Regions from separate parts of the Homo sapiens genome. Here region 1 is linked to region 2. A link is a loop called in an ENCODE intact Hi-C map of the cell type or tissue named here. Cell type or tissue: sigmoid colon. All regions are shown on one strand. Links, peaks and the distances in the headings refer to the core of each region. The heading gives the core; the rest is flanking DNA.

Region 1 (10,066 bases), core at 1,354-9,353, 120 kb after region 2:
GTAGAGACAGGGTTTCACCATGTTGGCCAGGCTGGTCTCAAACTCCTGACCTCATGATCCACCCGCCTCGGCCTCCCAGAGTGCTGGGATTACAGGCGTGAGTCACCACGCCCATCTACAGTGAATGTTATCTTCTACTTAATATATCTGAATGAAGAATGGCAGTGAGTAACATGCTAATCATTTGTAGGTAGATATTGGCATGATTATATCATATTCCCATTTGCGAAGCATTTTAGGCTATTTTACATTAGGATATTAAAAACAAAGCCCTTTTAAAGGATACACTTTAAAAGGGGATGTAATCATGACCTTTATAGAGATATGAAATGAACGTATTTCAAAGATTTTATTTAACTCATTTATTAGTGAGGAAAACCAGTAAGATATTACAGCCAGTTTAATGGAGAACTCAAAGTACTCATTTATAGTCAGAGCAAGGAATATCGAAGTGAACTTACAAATGAATTCAAAACTGGTCAATATCCAGGGTGATAATTGATTACATTTCACTGGACACAATTTGCATTTCTGTTGGCAGGAATTATTTGCATTACTATCAGGTTTTAGCAACCTACCTTCTATCACTTCAGAGTTGTAAAATAGCTAGGCAAAGACAGTGATACCTGGGTGGGTGAGTTAGTTGGGACATCTACTGTTTCAGAGTCTTTCACAATCTTCTCTACAATTTACCTAACAAATATCGGTCATTCTGCCCTTTTTGGGATTTTCTCTATTATCTGTTAAAGGTAACCAAGTCATTTACTAAAATTAGGAGGTAAAAGAAATGTTTATTTCTTCCACTTCTCATAATATCTGTTTGTTTCAAATGATTCCTTTTAGACCAGTATGTATTTTCCTTTTCCTTGTCATTAATTTCTGCATATGCCTTCACTGCTTCATTAAAATAGGTTCCAGCACTTTGGGAGGCCAAGGTGGGCTGGTCACTTGAGGCCAGAAGTTTGAGACTAGCCTGGCCAATGTGGAGAAACTCCATCTCTACTAAACGTACAAAAAAATTAGCCGGATGTGGTGGCACATGCCTGTAATCCCAGCTACTCGGGAGGCTAAGGCACAGGAATCGCTTGAACCTGGGAGGCGGAGGTTTCAGTGAGCCGAGATCGCGCCACTGCACTCCAGCCTGGGCAACAGAGTGAGACTCTGTCTCACAAAAATAAATAAATAAATAAATAAATAAATAAATAAATAAATAAATAAATAAAAAAAACAGGTTCTGCTCTTCCTCAGAGTCTCCGATTGGAGTAGCACTCTTTTGTTTGTTTTGGCAGATCCCAAAGTTCTTTGAGCTCTGCTCTGATGCTGTTTGGGGCATGCGGAAAGCCTGTGCAGAATGCTTCACGGCTGTGTCGCACAGCTCCTCCCCTGGGGTCCGCAGAACCCAGCTCTTCCCGCTCTTCATCAGACTTGTCAGCGACCCCTGCCGATGGGTGAGTGCCAGCAGCCCTGTCCAGACACCAGCCTCTGTTGACCAACTGAACAGCTACGTCTGGCTTCCAGGCTGGGATTCACTTCTGGGCTTGTAACTTTGTATTTTGTCCCTTCAGTTACTGATTGCCATAATCACATTTAGACCTTGTGAGGTCTCAGGGAAACTAAAATCTCAAAAGCTTGGGGTGAGTTAAGAAGGTGAGGTACACCGTACCATTTATAGTGAACGAATATCATGAAAATCATAATTGAGAAAGAAAAAACTATGTAACTGAACTGTTACCTTTTCTGTTGCTATCATAAACATGTCTGTAATGATTAATAAGGCCTGTTCAAATACTTGATATAAAATGTATTATTCATATAAAATTAATATTCTGGAAGAATGAAAACAGTATAATGGGGCTAAATTTTTCCTTACTTTCTGTTGAATAATAGTATTTGGAATTTAGGGAATGATTTAGAAAGCAATAAATCTCCATAGATGTAATGTGGTGGAGAGTAGCTTGTGTGGTGTCCAACTATCTGTTTCAGCCTGGGCTCAGTCCTGGCCACCGCCGCTGGCCGATGCTGCGTTCATTCACTGCACTGTTCTTTCTGGTTCCAGGTGCACCAGGCTGCCTTCCAGTCCCTCGGCCCCTTCACTTCCACCTTTGCAAACCCCTCCAGGGCTGGCCTTTATCTTCGAGAGGATGGCGCCCTGAGCATCTGGCCACTCACCCAGGATTTGGACTCTGGTTTTGCCTCTGGCTCCCCTGCTCCCAGCAGTGGTGGTAACACTTCCCCTGCCAGGTATGCTCTGGCTAGGGTCACCACCAGGACCCTCGATGTACCTTAAGCACCCACCTAAAATTTCAGCAATTATCTTGTCTCGAGTTTTAGTAGTGACCTTCTGGGCAAGATGGAATATTAGAGCTTTAATTATGTAAAGAAGCAAAAAGTAATTGCAATAATGATTTTGAAACATGACTACTGGGTTATAAATAATGAAGCTACTATGTCTCCTAAATTTAGATAAAATATTCATTGAGATTAGTGATTAAATAACCTATAAAGAACATTTTCTCTTACTTTTTGATGAATGAAGTTCTCTGGGTAATTTACTTAGGGAAAAATGTGAAGTCTCCCAAATGTACTTTTTTGGAGGTTGGGTTACATGTACATAAAGGCGACACTCCTGACCAACAGCGGTAGACCCTCCAGTGTTTGCTAATATGGCGCTGGATCTTGGCTTTGTCATGTCTTTCCTCTGAGGCTGATGCGTATACACCAGCCATCCTATTTGAGGTCGTTTGTAAATGTCTCTCCATTGTCGCTAGCGTGCAGGCATGTGAGAGTGGGTAACTGATGCCTCACAGAATACAAATCCTTCCGAGGTTGGCCCATCCTCCCTCCATCCCACTTCCATCAGAGTTCATTGAGCTCCTGCTGTATGGCAGGCCCATGGGCAGTGTCTTCCTCAAGACCTCAAAGTGGTTAACAAATAGCCACCTCTTACCAGTTTCAGCGCCTTTTGTTTTCTAATGCCTGCCCTCTGGTGGAGGTACTCATGAGCAGGAAATGGATGAAATGTACCGAAGGTGCTCCAGCGGAAGTCCAGGCCGGCTCAGCCCTGGAGTATAGTGGAGAGAACGGCTGAACTTTCAAGTGGTGTTTTCAGTGCCCATCATACTCCCGGCGGGGCAGTGGGGGTTGACAAACCTCTTATCCTCTCGTGAGATTTTAGTCAGCTGACACCAGGAGACACAAAGAGGGGCCAGTGGTCAGCTAGGAAGTAGAGGACTGGGTGAGGATGTGGTTCTCATGTTTTTCCCTGTGGCTTTCAGTCTGTTACACAGTATTAAAAGTTTGCTTCCCTCAGTTTAACTCGTTCAGCAAAGCCTGTGCGGAGCGAGCCAGAGCTACCTGTGGAAGGGACCTCAGCGAAAACCAGTGATTGCCCACACAGCAGTAGCTCCTCTGACGGCCCAGCGGAAAGCCCTGTGGAAAGCTGTGTGTCGGCTGGAGCTGAGTGGACCAGGGTTTCCCCAGAGACCAGCGCCTGCTCAAAGCTTTCTGACATGAATGACCTCCCCATCAGCAGCTACCCTGGATCAGATTCCTGGGCCTGCCCAGGGAACACTGAGGATGTGTTCAGTCATTTTCTTTATTGGTGAACTCCTCTCCCTGACATAAGCAAGGACTTAGAGCTGCTTCTGAGTGAGGCTGGGCCTCAGGAGGACGACTGCAGCAGACCTGGGGTTGTGCACAACAGCTGTGTGGCCCGGAGTGAGATTCAGAAAGTCCTTGGTAGCTTGCAGGAGCATCTGATGAATGATCCAGATGTTCAAGGTAAATGTTGTTCATTGTCATTAAAGAGAAGATGGGATGTTTCTGTGTCGTGTGTTGCATTTCGCCACTTCCTTCTTCCCCAGGCATGTGTACTGACGCATGTGCGTGTGGACCTGTATTCATTTACACTGTATACCCATTGAGAGGAGAGACTTGTTCAGTCTCAGTACAGCTCGAAAAGTCAGAAATACCTCTGTGCAGGTACCTATGCAATGATTTTGCTTTCTGATTTTGCAGATGGACGTGCACAGAGTCTGAAGTCAGTTCTGATAGGAAAGTGGATAGTTTGTGGGCATGTCTGTGGCAGGGGAAATTTTATTAGCTCCTTAGACACACTCTTACATCATCTCCCACATAGAATGCCCTTTCTAGTTACGAACAGCCAAGGGTGGCCTCCTTTTGGAGCCTATTAACGCAGCCCTTAGCTAAACTTTAAGGTTCTTGTCTTTGTACAGGAAGGAAAAGCACAACTACTGCTTTGGGGTATTTTTCATTTTATGACTCGTGCTCCCACTGAGCATCTGATCAGGGATCTGGACCTTGCAATCCATATCCCATTATCATGATCTTCCTTCTCTGCACAGTGCTATATTTGTATTCTTCCTTGCATTGGAGAAATTGGAAAAAAACATCACTTGCTGCTGTTGCTGGGCAGAGATTTGTGAAGCTTTCGGGAAGGGAACTATGAAAATTCAGTTAGCCCTGTGATTATTCTTTATCCTTAAATTTATGAAGGAAATTAAATCAATGTTTGCTGAAGGAATGGGCACACGTAACATATCACTTCTAATAGCTAGAGACAAAGGTCTGTTTTTGGAAAACACATTACTGAGCTGCCTTAATCCCCAGTGTAAGACCTGGACTGGGGGCTGGGCAGTGATGACTGTGGCCCCTGAGGCCCTTGTGATATGGTTAAGGGGATTGTGCAGGCAGCCACCCTGTGGGGCATGGCGAGGGCTCGGAACGGAGGGGATGCGATGTGTAGAGGAAATGTCTGGGAGAGACCTTACATAGCAGGTGACATTTGGCCTGGGCTTTAGAGATTGGCTGAGAACCCACCATTCAGAGAAGTCAGGGGATGAGTTTCAGAAGGTTCTTTCAGTTCCCTGAAATCATTATTTGTAAAATCTTGCATGTTTGTGCATACTTAATTTCTTTGTAAGACAAGGCCCATAGCTTTCTTCAGAGCTCAAAGGGATCTATGATCCCCGAAGATCTAGAAATAAGTGATGCATTTTATTTGTGAACTGGCCACGGCAGGCAGGAGATGTCACTCAGGCCATTGGGAAGGGCCTGGTGTGTAGCACTGGAGCGGTGGGACCTGTCCTGGGCACAGCGCAGAGCCAGCTACAAGCTCTCAGTGTTTTGATGAATGTTGGAGTCCACGAAATTTAATTAATAGAAGCAGGATGCAGGAAGTAATATGTGTGTGTGTGTGTGTGTGTGTGTGTGTGTCTTTTGGGAGGTTGAGGATACTAAAACATTCGTTTATTTTTACAGAAAGGTATGTGAAATATGTTATCTTTACTGTTTAGATAGTCTCAAACTGTCATACTCTGGACAGAAAGAATGGGCAGCCTTTGGGGCTTGGTGAGTGAGAGCATTACTCATCTGTGTGTAAATGGATGTATTCATGCATGGGTGTGTGTGTGCACATGTATGTATGTGTATGTGAGCAGGTAGCCATCCTGCTTTATAAATGGGGGAGCAGGATACCCTTCACTGAGTTGTTGGACCTCCCAGTCATCCTTGTTCAGTGATACCATGCTGTCTTTCTGTGAAACATGGTGGAGTCACTTGGGTTTTTCCGAATTGAGACTTTTCAAGTTCAGGTTTGATGTTCTGTGCATGGCTGGCATTTAGTTGAAGTAGTTAATTGTTAGTGGCCGGAAATATCACCACCTTGCCGAGAGCTTGAGACTCCAGAGCATTGTCACTTCAGAACAGATACGTGTCAGTGTAGTACACCCACACCATGTAGCTTAGTGCAGACTATGTTGTTTTGAAGACTTCTCTGAAGTAAACCCCCACAAACCAAATAAAGTTGTTAAATTTCTTGAAACTTCTCTTCCTCCAGCTCAAGTTCAGGTATTATCCGCTGCACTGAGAGCTGCACAGCTCGACTGCGTGAATGAAGCTGAGAGCAAGCCAACAGCAGGCCTAAAGGAAGTGTCCATTTCACATCCCAGCTCTGCCTCTGACAATCAGATCGCTCTGGCGGCCTCATCATCTCAGGATGAGCTCTTTGTGGCCAGGATATTACAAAGCCCAGTAAGTATTTGCCGTATCCCTCAGCCACCGAGGATGTGACAGAAATCACAAAGCAGCATTTTCTCTTATTAATATATCCCAGCAGAGATGATAAATGGCAAATTTCATTTTATTCTTAAGGTCATGTTTTGGATAACTAGACAACCAATCAATCAGGTGATTGATAGTGCCGACGCGCTCCCACGAAGACGGGTGGGCACCAGAAAGTACCTTCCCTCTTCTCCAGAGATGACAAGAACTTCTTCTTTGGGGAGGTTAACCATGTAAATGCTCTGTGTCACTGCTAACAGACATCAACATCTTTTAATAATAGTGGAGGGTGAATTCAGGCAGTTCCTGGAATTTCAAGTGGACGAGGCCTCCCAGAGCAGCTGTCACACCAGCCGCCCATTTGGTAGGCGCTCTGGCATACGTGGATGCTCCAGTGCTGGTCCTGGCATGCTGTTTCTCTTTCTTTTGAAAAAGCACCAGTGACCCCCTTCCTCCTGTGGGTGGAACCAGCCCCTTGTGAGACCACGGCCCCAAAGCTGGAGTGAAGAGGGGCCCATGATTTATTTCTTCAGGTTTCTCCAGGAGCTTGGGTCAACCCCTTGTAGCTGGAGGTTCTTGAGCTGTCCTAGTTTCTACTAAGCTTCCACTTGGACCACTTTAAGTTGGGGTCTTCCACAGGTAGGGGGGCAGAATGGAGGATTAAAATGAGGGAGGAGTCTGTGGTCATACAGTCATTGGGATAGCACCGTGTCATTATCATGTGCCATGATGGATAATCTCTTCAATCTCATGGTCTCCAGGGCCTAAATACCAGTTGTTTCTCTATTCATACAGTTTAGAACTTGATTTCAGTGATTAACACCTCCCTTACCCCTTAGGCCTGCTCTAATAAAGCAAAATAAAACATTTTAGAACTCAAACATAAAATGTGTAGGAGTTGGTTATCTGTGATTAATAAGAAATGGGGTGATATCCTCTTCTGCTGGTTTGTTGCTAAAAAAATTAGCAAGAAAGCTCATTATTGTCAACCTTGTTACCTAGAGTGCAAAAGTTGCAAGTGTTAAGTAGAAGGGTGTGACCACATTTACCTTGGTGGGGATGTGATAGTATTTGGACTTCTTTATCATAGAGGTGAAAAAAAAAAAAAAGAACAGATTCCTCCAGGCTGGGGCTTTTGAGTTGCAGCTTTAAAAGGGTTTGTGTAATGGAGCCTGTTTTATGGTGTGGGAGGGCAGAGCCCTTGAATTTGCGGCTTGACTCCAAGATCCTAGTGGGATTAATTAGGATGCTTCCTGTCGCAAAAGAAGGGAGAGGAAATAAAAAACTCCAAGAACCATGAGGAAAATGTTCTCTTGCACAAGACAAGAGGAAGAAGTGCTGTGGTTGGGCAGCTTCTGGGCTGCTAGACTCCATACCTTTGGTGCTGATCTGTCCACCCTTCCCCTCTGCTGTGGTGGCTTTTGTCAGCATGAAATGCCCAGTGGAAGGCGGGGCCTGTGTCTTCCCACTTGTCTCTTTTGAAGAACAAGGACACCCCAGGCGGGAAACCACCTCCCTGCCCTCTCCTTCTGCCTCCCTCTTCCTGGCCACAGTCACGGTGTGCATTCATGGGTTGAGCATGGTGAACTGGGCAGAAACATGGGAGCCCCCTGAGTCGGGATCCTGCTAGAAAGAAGGCTGCTGGATGCTGAGTGGTGGGTGCACAGGTAGCCAGCCAGCATGGTGTCCCACTGGGGTTTGGGGAACTCACAATACCTTCTGGAGGTGCCATGACTTGTGGTGATTTGCTTAAGCCTTGATTTGGCTCCTGGATTAAGTGCTGCACATATGCTTGCACTGAAGACTTTGGAATAAAATTAATTTCTAAAGGGATAATAGTGATTCTAATGACACATCTTGTTACTATATGTGAATTTATTAATAATAAGACCACAAGAAATTGAGGTCTTAGGTTTTTATACCAAAATATTTCTGTTTTATCATGTCCTCTGTTAAAATAAATAGTACATATCAGTGAAAACCTTGGGAATTGAAGGTTCTGGTGGCGCGCCTCAGAGCAAACGAAGCATCTATCGGTGTGTTAATCGACTTTCCTGGATCATACATTGAGCTGATTTGTCAGAATCCATTAAGCTGGTAGACAGTATGACATTTCAAGTGCAACTTGGAAATCCATGTTATGGTTGAAGGAGAAGGTCAGGTCCATCTCAGTTAATGTTAATCAACGATCAGAGACCAAAATGTCACCATTGAATGTTCTTGTTCATTTTAATTGTTTACCTAATGTAAAGGTTTATCAGCGAACATCAGGAGTGTTTGTACCTGTGAAAATCTAGGACAATTTTCTGATTAAATACTCCTGTATCAGCCACATCTTTTCTCTCAGATTCATTGGGTTCCCCAGCCCCCATCCTCTTTCAGGGACCCACCATTGCTGCAATCCCTGATTACCAAGAAATGCTGGAGGTGCTGGCTCTACCACTTCTTGCAAACCTCACCCTTCTGGAGTAGTCTGTGCCTTAAACATGTGAATATTACTTAAAGGTGTTGGTTAGCCATACCAGGGAGTCCCTAGGGCATAAGGAATAGTGGATGCAAACTCACAGGGTTGCTCCTCAGTGCTTTCACTTTAGCCTTTGTATTTCTGTAAGGACCTCCAGCAGTCTTGAAATTAAAATGTATGAAATCAATTTTCCTTTGCACTTAAAAGAACTGGTTTATACAGTATCATATGTAACTGTGCAAATGTAATTTTTAACATCTGGAAAGATACCATTGACTTCAAGGAAAGCTTTTGCCTTGGCTTACAGAAGTAATTTCTGGCATTGAAAAAGGACTCTTTGAAGGGGAAGTGACAGGACAGCTGCTTCCTTTGGAGCAAATTGGTAACATGTCCAATCAACTCTGTAGGATCCAGGTGGACCCAGAAATGGAACCAGTGACCATCTGGAGACTGACCAGAGGCAGGATCCCACCCCACTTGAAGAGAATAAATCTAAATTACAGGTTCGTTTCTTTCGGGGGCGGGGGGGCGGGGAGGCAACTCAAAACTGTGTATTTTCTTAAAGTTAACTTTAAGAATTGGAACCAAATATTTTTTCTTCTATCAATATTGATTACATATTTTAATTCATATTTCGTGTTGCTAATTGTAAAAAATTAATTGTAAGGTAGTGTTTAAGCTTCTGAACAATCTATAATAGTGTTTTCAATAAAGCAAACTAATATGAGAAAAAAATAAGACATCTAACACTGATTTGATTGAGTTCTATCTCAGTCAAGCACAGTCAAACATAGACGTGATTATCAGAGTATAAGGTCTCAGGTGCTAGGTTCTTGGGGCAGTTGTAAGAAAAGAGAAGGCAGTCTCCATTCTCAAGAGCTGGATGTACCAGCCTAAGCAGACATTGCTGTCTAGACTGTCCTCTATGATATCAAATATTGTGCCAATCTTAAGAAGATGAGTTTTGGGTGTTGCTTTCACTTCAAGCAAAATTGAAAACCCACTCTCTGGAGAAAACAGAGTTGGCAATCTGAAGCCCTTTGGCTTTAGGAAGGCCTCATGTTCCTCTCACATTTCTGCTTTATTGTTTTCACCTCTAAACTCCAAACTCCTTGTTTTTCATGAGTATTTTCCTGCATTCACGATGGCCTCCTTTCTCTCTCATTTCCCAGGATGTAATACCTCAGCCGCTGCTAGATCAGTATGTGTCCATGACTGACCCAGCTCGAGCCCAGACTGTCGATACTGACATAGCCAAACACTGTGCCTACAGCCTCCCAGGGGTGGCACTGACCCTGGGCAGGCAAAATTGGCACTGCCTGAAAGATACATATGAAACACTGGCTTCTGATGTACAGGTAAAAGCCTTTCCAGAGGCACGTGCAGAAAGAGGGTGGGTCATTCATTAGGGAGAAAAGGGAAGCTGCAGCAAGGCTTATTGGCCTGAATTTTATGTGGATGCAAATTGGCATGTTTACTGGTCTCTGATGAAATAAAGCTTTAAGTGGCCAACACCTGGCA
Region 2 (10,066 bases), core at 824-8,823:
GGATTTTTAAATTGTTTCTTGGAAGATGCTGAAAAGTTGTGTTTAAAATTTAAAAAATAAGCAAATAGAGGTCTGATTAAGATCATAATTAACAAAGTGATTCATTTTGACCAGGTGCTAGGTGAAAGCTTTCTTTTTTCCCTTCTTCTCTCTTACAAGCTCCACTGGTGTTATAATGAAAAGCAGTAATACTCCTGGTGGGTAAATTTTAGAAGGCTGATGATGCTTGGCTTCCCAACCAACACTGACATTTTTAGTGGAGAATCATGTTTTTGGCCAGTATTATTATAAGCCAAACAACTGACAGATTTAAAAGGCTCTGTGTTTTATAGTTTACCATCTCAATGGAAATCTGCTTCTTAAATTCTAATGGAAAAAAAAATCTGCAGTAAACTTTGAAGTTACTTAGAAATCTAGGTCCATAATTTAGTTCTTATACGCTCCAAGGCAAGCAGCTAGATGCTTGTGGAAAAATAAAGCAAGGCTGTTTTGTGTAAGCATTTAAAACATCCCTGTTTGTTTTGGGTGTGTGCTAATTTGTGTCTTCCTTTTTGGTGTAGTGATTCCCTTTTTCTTTTTTCTTTTTTTTTTTTGAGATGAAGTCTCGCTCTTGTCCCCAGGCTGGAGTGCAATGGTGCGATCTCGGCTCACTGCAACCTCCACCTCCTGGGTTCAAGCGATTCGTCTGCCTCAGCCTCCCAAGTAGCTGGGATTACAGGTGCCTGCCACCATGCCAGGCTAATTTTTTTTGTATTTTTAGTAGAGACGGGGTTTCACCATGTTGGCCAGGCTGGTCTCGAACTCCTGACCTCAGGTGATCCACCTGCCTCGGCCTCCCAAAGTGCTGGGATTACAGGCGTGAGCCACTGTGCCCGGCTGTGATTCCCTTTTTCTTGGCAACAACAAATGGGACTGGCTTCTGCCATAGTACTATCTTGACAGGGTGTAGACTAATATTCTCCTCTTTTTTCCCCAAGTGAGAGGCACCTGCATATTCTCCTTCTTAACGGGTATTATTTATGCTCCCTCTATCCCCTATTGTCCAAGAGGATTTAGGGCAGCTTGAAAAGATATGTATTAAATTTCAGAATGAAATGAAGCGGTGCTATAAAGTTTTGCACACTTGCCCCAAATCTGGCTCTAAGGTTTTTACTGACCAAATTGAATAGGGTGTGTGTGTGTGTTTAAAAGGAGAAAAATAAGACAAATTCAACTTCAGTGTATGTATTGAGCCAATTTTCACTAAGGATTTGAAGACAGGATTAGAGTGTGAGAGTTCCTGATTTTTTTTTTTCTAATAAGAAAAAATCCAGCCAGGCGCGGTGCCTCATACCTGTAATCCCAGCACTTTGGGAGGTCAAGGTGGGCGGATCACAAGGTCAGGAGATCGAGACCATCCTGGCTAACACAGTGAAACTTTATAATACAGTGAAACACTGTCTCTACTAAAAATACAAAAAATTAGCCAGGCATGGTGGCAGGCGCCTGTAGTCCCAGCTACTTGGGAGGCTGAGGCAGGAGAATGGCGTGAACCCGGGAGGCGGAGCTTGCAGTGAGCCACGATTGTGCCACTCCAGCCTGGGCGACAGAGCAAGACTCCGTCTCAAAAAAAAAAAATTCCACACATACTCAGGGTAAAAATTTTAAAAGTACAGAAGTACATATACAGGAGAAAGTGAAAACCAGGTGACAGTTCTGTGGGCCAAGCCTCTCTTCTCAGAGGTAAGTTCTGTTAACAGCTTGGACTGCAGATCTCCAGACTTTAAAAGCAGAAAATAATAATATCAAGTGTTAGCAAGGATGCTGTGCAACTAGAATTCTTGCACACTGCTGGGGGGAGCTATATTGATATTCCACTTTAGTTTTAGAGATGGACTTTTGCTCTTGTTGCCCAGACTGGAGTGCAACGGTGTGATCTCGGCTCACTGCAACCTCCGCCTCCCGGGTTCAAGTGTTTCTCCTGCCTCAGCCTCCCAAGTACCTGGGATTACAGGAACCTGGCACCATGCTTAGCTAATTTTTATATTTTTAGTAGAGTCGGGGTTTTGCCATGTTGGCCACGCTGGTCTCAAACTCCTGACCTCAAGTGATCTACCCACCTCGGCCTCCCAAAGTGTTGGGATTACAGGCATGAGCCACCATGCCCAGCTAAATACACCATTTTAGAAAACTATCTACAAAAGCAAAAACAAATACAGACATTGAGAATGTGTGTGTGTGTGTGTGTGTGTATTTCTCATGACCCAGTAATTCCACTCCCGGGCACATGCCCAAGAGAAACCTGTACAAGCCTTTACACCAGAGATGTATGTAAGGTTCACTGTGGTCCATTCATAATGGCAAAAATCTGGAAATAATCCAATGCCTATCAATATAGACTAGATAAATAAATGGTGGTTTATTCACATAGTGGAATCCTACATAGCAGTGAGAATGAATGAGAATACGACATACCATGTTGGATGAAAGAAGCCAGACCCATATGGAACCACATGGTATGTATATAAAGTTGAAACCAGACAAAACTCATCAGTGATGTTAGAGAAGGAGCACAAGGTGGGGCACCTGAGGTGTGGCAGATGTCCCACTTTGTGATCTGAGGGTTGGTTATGTGGGTAACCTTCGTGAAATTTAATTGAGCTGTACCCAAGATTCATGACATTTTTTGTAGGTTTTATACTTAAAAACATAGAAAAAACAAAACAGCAAACCAGCAGACTTATAGCAAAGTTATTTTAACTGAATCAGAAAGTGATTATCAGGGAGATGGCTTACAGAAATAAACCCTGTGAGATGTTTGTGCTTTGTTAATGCCGTGTTAAACGACAGCTACAGGCATCCCACCCGAACAGCCACATGGGATAAGCTCTTATTACCTTCCCTTTGTGAAGATAAAAGAAACACAGGTCAGAGAGGTTAAGGGCCTTGTCTAGGGCCACATAGCTTGGAAAGATGCTCTGATGAGACTCAAATCCAAGCCTGTTTGTCTCAAGCCCTCTCTGCTCTCTCTGGTTCCCTCACTTGAACTTGTAGGTACTCTTTGGCACACCTACACTGTACAGGCAAATGTGCTTCTACCTAAGAGGAACAGCAAAGAGAGCACGGGTGTGTGTGAGCCAGTGCTTCTGCTGGCAATGAAGAGTACTGGGGGTGCAGGGTTCAAGTCAACACTGGGATGGAAAGACTAGCATCTTTGATGAAATCCCCATAATAATGGAAGATGAGGGAAGACCTTTTCTTCCACAATCTAGGGCACTGCACCGTTCCTTTCTTCCAGGGGCAGCAAACTTCCCTCTAAGTGCTCACTGGTGGCCTTGCTGACCTGCTTCTAGAACCCCCATCTTAACTACTGAAGAGCAAGGAGAGGGAGGAGTTGTATAAGATAAGGATATGGGAAGCTGGGAAGCTTCAGATACCTTGGTACAAATAACTTGCTGCTCACCAGACACTACAGCTGTCAAAATTCTGGTACTTCAGTATCCAAAGGTCATTTAAAAATGACTTCAGAGTATTTGGTTAAGAAGAACATATGATGAGTAATATCACAAAGAGAAACCATTTGGGAGGCAAATATATATTTGTAAACATAGCATTTTATTAACAAAATGTTTACACCCTTCTTACAACAAAACAGTGATTTAGCATGTTATACTCTATAAAAGTGTATTATAGAATATTCAAGCTAAAACAATATTATTTAAAAGTATGGCAAATCAACTTTCATTTGCAAACTATCTACTATGAGCATAGGCATGAAAACAAAAATCTTACAACAAAAAACAAAAGGTCTAGTTTTCTTTTGTCAGCATCTATAAACAATACAGGCATCATATGGTTTACATACACTTAGGTCCAGCCCAAGGTTAAGACTGCAAAAATAAAGTCTTCAAACATCCACAGAAGCTTGGCAAACCACCACTGCAGCATTCCATGACAGGTAACCAGGCCATGTGTCATGCAGTAAGTCCAAGGCCATAAATTTGGGCTGTTTATAATAGTGCTACAAAGCGGCCAAAACTGTAAGCAACTGAATTTTACTTTCGTAATAGATGCTTTTATAAAAAGGCACAAATATCTTATTCCTTTCATCAGGTCTTGAGAAGGCATGACATTCTTAGGAGAAAGAGAGATTGCTGGTAGGACGGCTTAGCTTTTTTTTTTGAAAAATGTCTAGGCTCATTGCCATAGCTGTTTTTCTTCAAGACTTTTAATTTGGACTTTTACACGCTTAACAAATGCTTTATTACAAATTCAGCGAAGTTCTGACCACTTATGTTAACTATCTTATTACCAATGGTAAAACAAAACAAAACAAAAAACCAAAACCCATTTTGTTAACTGGCCGTGTTCCCACGGTAAGCGAGCGCTGCTATTCTCTTTCTGAAGCAGCGGAGTTCTTCACCTAACACTGGCCTCTGTGTTTCTTATTTTATTTGTTTTAATGCTCTGGCCGGTTTTTTTTTCTTTCAAAAATGTTAAATTAAGAGTTGTACATGTCTTTGAGGTGCCTATGATATTTTGATACCTGTATCGAATGTGTAATGGACTGAATGAGGGTAACTGGGATTTCCTTCACCTCGCTTATCTTTTCTTTGTGTTGGGAATATTCTTATTCTTCTAGCTGTTTTCAAATATACAATCAATTATTGTTAAATGCAGTCTCCCTACTGTAATATCGAATGCTGGAACTATTCCTTCTATCTAACTGTATTTCTGTGCCCACTAATCAACTTCTGTTCATCCCCAACCCCAGGCCTGCGCATTTCTGACTGTGCTTGTTAGAAAAGCCCCAGCTGGAGGGGGTGAGCAGTCCCTGTTGCTGTGACCACGGAAGGCCGCAGGGGAAGGCAGATTACATATGCGAAGGAGGTGTCTGTGGCCATGTGTCTTTAAGGGAGAGCCCACAGAAAAATGAGCCTAAGGGAAATAAAGCGAGAAGTCTGCTTCAATCACAGAGACGGTAAGGTGTAAATTCTTAAGAAGGTCAGAGGAATGATTGACAATTATGTGAGTGACTCACAAAGTGAAATGATGGAAAGACTGAACTGCATGAGAGTTAAAAAAAAAATCTTTTCCAGGGCAATAAAGCTCTGTCTACACAGCGTAACGAATGGTTTAAAAATAGGGCCACCACTCACGCCTGTAATCCCAGCACTTTGGGAGGCCGAGGCGGGCGGATCGTGAGGTCAGGAGTTCGAGACCAGCCTGATCAACACGGTGAAACCCTGTCTCTACTAAAAATACAAAAAATATTAGCCGGGTGTGGGGGCGGGCGCCTGTAATCCTAGCTATTCAGGTGGCTGAGGCAGGAGAATTGCTTGAACCTGGGAGGCGGAGGTTGCAGTGAGCCGAGATCGCGCCCTTACACTCCAGCCTGGGTGACAGAGCGAGACTCCGTCTCAAAAAAAAAAAGAAAAAAAAGCCACCCATCAGTTGCTCTGACTAGCCAGCTGCCGATTAATTCACCCTGTAAAGAACTGACCAGTCCCTCTGACATCACGTGTATGAGCCACGTTAAGACAGTTTCACAAACTCTAATGTCATAAGTTCATATACAAGGTAAGTGAATATAAACAAAGTCAGTGCTGGCTTCAAAATTTTTCAGGAGTAAAACTGATTATTCAAGTATAAACTTAATTAAAAATTAATGGCCAAATGATACTAGGATTAAGCCCCAAAGCAAAGTCAAGCACCACCATGGGCATGGGCACAGGGACTACTCATGCCAGTGGGCCCCACTCTACTTGGGTGGCCAGTGGCCTCTGAATTGGCCTAGAGGAAGAGGTATGCCCAGCTCTTCTACAAGATGACGTTAGATGCTGAGGGGTTTCCTTGACAATTTCAATTTTGGCCCTATGTGTGAAATGCTATTTTAAGGATGATTTCCTCCACAGTACTGCATTCAAAAGCTTCCCCAAACAATGAAAAGTTCCTGAATCAAGCAAAAAGCGGAATCAGTAAAACTGGCATGTTTTGTTTGTTATAATATTAATGTCTACAGCTTAAAACTGTCAATTAAGAAAGGCCCTTTAAAAAAATCGTTACTGGTTGGGCGCGGTGGCTCACGTCTGTAATCCCAGAATGTTGCGAAGCCGAGGCAAGCAGATCACCTGAGGTCAGGAGTTCGAGACCAGCCTGGCAAACATGGTGAAACCCCATCTCTACTAAAAATACAAAAATTAGCTGGGTATGGTGGTGCACGCCTGTCATCCCAGCTACTCAGGAGGCTGAGGCAGGAGAACTGCTTGAACCCAGGAGACAGGTTGCAGTGAGCTGAGATCGCGCCACTGCATACCAGCCTGGGCGACAGAGTGAGACTCCATCTAAAAAAAGAAAAAAAAAAAAAAAGAAAAAAAATCATTACTATCTTACGGCTTTTAATTGGCTGATAGGCCTTGATACTTGAATTCTTGCTCATGAAAATAATTTTGTTGTTTCAATTATGATGCATTTTGTGGAGTACTGGGCACCATACAGATCTAAAAATGAACTTGCAGTAAATTAAACACTTTTTGTTAAATCTGTTAGACACCACGGTTTTAATTTCACCATATACTAATGATACATCTTAATCTTACTATCTAAAATGTTCAACGTAATAAAAGGGATAGATGGAAGGTTTGGGATTTTTGTTTTTTTAAGCTTATGAATCCTTTTGTTTTGAAGCCAAAAATATTCTGGCCTATCCATAATTGATTATACTCTAAAAGGAAAGAAAACAGATATTAGTTATTTCTGATGGTATAGACCATCAAATTAAACCTGATCTATGCTATTGGAAGTCCTTCGAGATCTGGAAGGTAAATCATTTTCCTATATGCTAAGAGAATCCTGAAAGACCAACAGAGATAGATGAAGATTCTTGGTTCTATTTATTCACTTCCCACATTATGTCCAATGCAACTTCATCACAATAGGCCTCTCACTTATCATTCTCTTAGACTGAAAAAATGGAGGCTCCTGAAAAATGTAATATCTTCCTCATATTTTTTAGACTTTCATTTGCACATAAAACAGGACAAATGCCCCAGAATTCCATTAAAGTTTCTTGCAAATCGGATAATCAAACTGCCTGGATTTATATTATTAGAAGTCAAGACAAGCAACTCCGCTGTCAAGAGAAATTCGCAGAGGTTGTTTCTTTAAGTTCTAGGCTAAATTCCACCCCCAACCCTTTTTTCTAAAACTATAAAATATGATGTTTATCTCATGGATAAATTTGTTTCTTAGACTATTTTTTTTTAAATCACAGCACAGCAGGAGTTAAAACAAATATCCTAAACATTACCTTGAATCATTTAAAAATCCTTTTGATAAACCAAGCTAACTAGAGGCAGGTATACAGTTAACAGCTTGACCCCTGAAGGTACATTCCATTTCTTCCTTTAAAAAATATTAACTGTTAAAGAGGTAGAAAAACTCTTGAAGTTGAACGGTAAAACTGTCCCTTTAAAGCAAATGTAAATAATGACTTTCACAGGTTCACTATCTAGTTTGTCACTGAACTTTCATTACAGAGTTAGAAGGAACATTTATAGCCCAGTGAGGTTAGAGAGGAGAGCCAGCCTGAGTTTGTCATTTCCCAAATGTTCTAGAGCAAGTACCAAGTATAGCTCAGTTAAGGAATTTCCAATAATTTTTCCCTGGAAGAAAAGGGTTTTCACAATACTTACACAGGTTCCTGCAGAGACACGTGGATGTTTAGGGGGGCTCATCCGTTACTTAAGTAACATACTGTGCACCTATATCTTATACTCTTAAGGGCCCATAAATCACATCCTTGATGTATTCTGAAAGAATAAGTGAAAGTACCAAAAAGAATTCTGTAACTCACTCTTAGAATCTAAAAGATGCCTGTAACCATGAGCAAATGCCTTTCTGAGCTGGAGGCTGACATGCCAATTAGTGCAGTGTCGTCGGAATCTAAACTGCTTATTTTAACACAATGCCCTAAAAATACTGACATTTTGGTTTGACAGTTACAGGAAAGTTAGCTAAAGGATATTTTCATTACTATATTTCCCAGAGTTTAATTTAGAAGGCTTCCTAGACCAATTTTCCTCCTTGAGAACAGAAAAGAAATACATACAAGACGTAAAGAGAAGTTCTGAAATTAAAGTTGGTTTCCTTTCCCTTTAGATATTTAAGAATAAGAGGAATTGACAACTTCAAGAAGGACACCAGCCCACATAGAGGAGGCGCTCAAGCCTCTCACACAAAAGTCCCGATCCTTCCAGACATCCAGAAAGTGCGTACACAATGGGAAACAGGGACTTCAAACAACATCATAAACGGGTCACAAGAAAATAAGTTACTTTGAAAAGAACTAAATCTTTCACCTGCTTCGTGTAAAACTTATTCTGACCACGGCTGACAGGCAGGTGATGGACACTTAATCATAATCTTACTTTATGTTCTTTTAATCACCAGATGATGGTTAATTAGTTATCATAGAATCAGAAAAACACTTGTGTGAGAGTTCTGGAGACCATTGGTTTCTAGGATTGGACGCCTGCAAAGAGCTTATTTCAATTTCTCCGAAAAGAATCAACATACAGTAGCAGCTAATTAATAATTTTTCTCTTCTGTTCAGTCCTGAGAGTTTTAAAAAAATGGCCCTGTATCGTAAGAAAACCAAACATGTTTATAGATGGGAGTATGTCTCAATTCCTTTGAAATATAGCCTCTTCTCCATAAGAAATTATTATAAAGAAAATATGAAATGTGTATTAGATCATTGCTTAGTCAGCTTAATAATCCAAAATGTGTTCAAAATGAAACACTGCTTCTGACTTTAGTATTCATCTTTGCATTTTAGAAGCAAATAAAATAAGTGAAAATATTTTTTCCCTGCTTTCACTGAGTATGGATTATGGATCTGAGAGAGCAATTTTTTGTTGTTGTTGCTAAGCATTAGAAGGATATTACACGAGAAACAGTGCCGAGTCAAGTTCTTAGACAGACTGATGAAAATGAGGGAAGAGGCCCGAGAAATGCATAAGTACAAGCTTCATATCACTCATTCTGTTAATAAAACATGTGGCTATAATAAAACAGAATCACACCCTACATATGGGAGGGAGGGTGAGAAATCATGAAATCAGCAAAGGGCTGATGAGATGGACCCACATTGGGCTCGGTACAGTAAAACATCACAGTAAGATCAGACACATCCAGATGCCTCACCAGTTAAGATGAGCTCAGAAGACCTTGCCTTTCCCCATGCACCGAGACACCATGCAATCACCAACAGCTACTGGTGGGTGTGGTGGAAAAAATGTGAAGGTCATAGATTTGCACCATCTTTTGGTAAAATAAGACAGAAAGGGTCGCACATGCTTTGCCTCTTTGGTAATGAGTCAAGCAACCTCTGTTTTTATTTTGTTGTCATGGAGATAGAGGCCCAGCAGTGGGAATTCTAGGGACACACCAGGGTGGTGCCCGGATGCCTGGGATCCATCTGGATGTATACAGAAGAAAGTCAAACTACTTTAGGTGTAAAGCGCCTGGCTCTGGGAATCACATGGCTTCTCTAGGAGCTTGCTAATTTAGCACCGGGGAGGAAGCAAAATCCTAGGGGCATGGAGCATCCACATGTCTTTTAAACAAAACGAAGTTAGAATTTTTACTAATGACATTCTTTTTATATGATTTCAGAAGATAAAAAAAATTCCAAATGCTTAAGATATACAACAGGGAAAAGGGAATTGTTTTTTATTTAATCTGAATTATAATTTTCCCATTAAAATCTATCCATATTAAGTGGGGGGCACAAAATAATACCAATTATTTTTTAAAGTTTCAGCTGTTCAGTTTCAGGATAGCTCTGAAAATACAATTTAGTTTGAAATTCAAGCTGTTTCATTTCCTATTAAATCTTGTAAATTTCCTTCCCCTACAATACTCAGGTTGGAAGGGTGCCAAATTAGACCAGGAACAAATTTTCACCAACTTCACTTCAATGCTTTATTTTTAGATGATATTAAAAACCTCATTAGGCTCCCTGAGGGAAAAGAGTGTTAACCACTAACAGAGGCAGGGGAAAAATAAAGGAAACAGAAAGATA

The links. Peaks named below come from ENCODE experiments on the same cell type or tissue, not always from the same donor. Only the 100,000 strongest peaks of a DNase experiment are listed, where the experiment ranks them.
Region 1: it touches region 2 in a loop (2.2-fold over the local background); 7 of 110 quality-filtered maps call a loop at or near these places.

Annotation. Positions count from the first base shown.
Region 1 is chr20:58,239,497-58,249,562 of GRCh38, reverse strand. It overlaps the pseudogene PPP4R1L. Among named protein-coding and RNA genes, the nearest start is that of ANKRD60, 16 kb to the right of the region's middle. RefSeq lists an enhancer at 7,599-8,099. In sigmoid colon, for the core only: no CTCF peak of the experiment used is centred there; no DNase peak of the experiment used is centred there.
Region 2 is chr20:58,361,015-58,371,080 of GRCh38, reverse strand. RAB22A (RAB22A, member RAS oncogene family) reads right to left here. Exons shown (of 7, transcript NM_020673.3): 7 at 3,574-10,066. Among named protein-coding and RNA genes, the nearest start is that of VAPB, 23 kb to the left of the region's middle. In sigmoid colon, for the core only: no CTCF peak of the experiment used is centred there; DNase peaks (open chromatin) are centred at 3,923 and 4,809; H3K4me3 peaks cover 651 bases.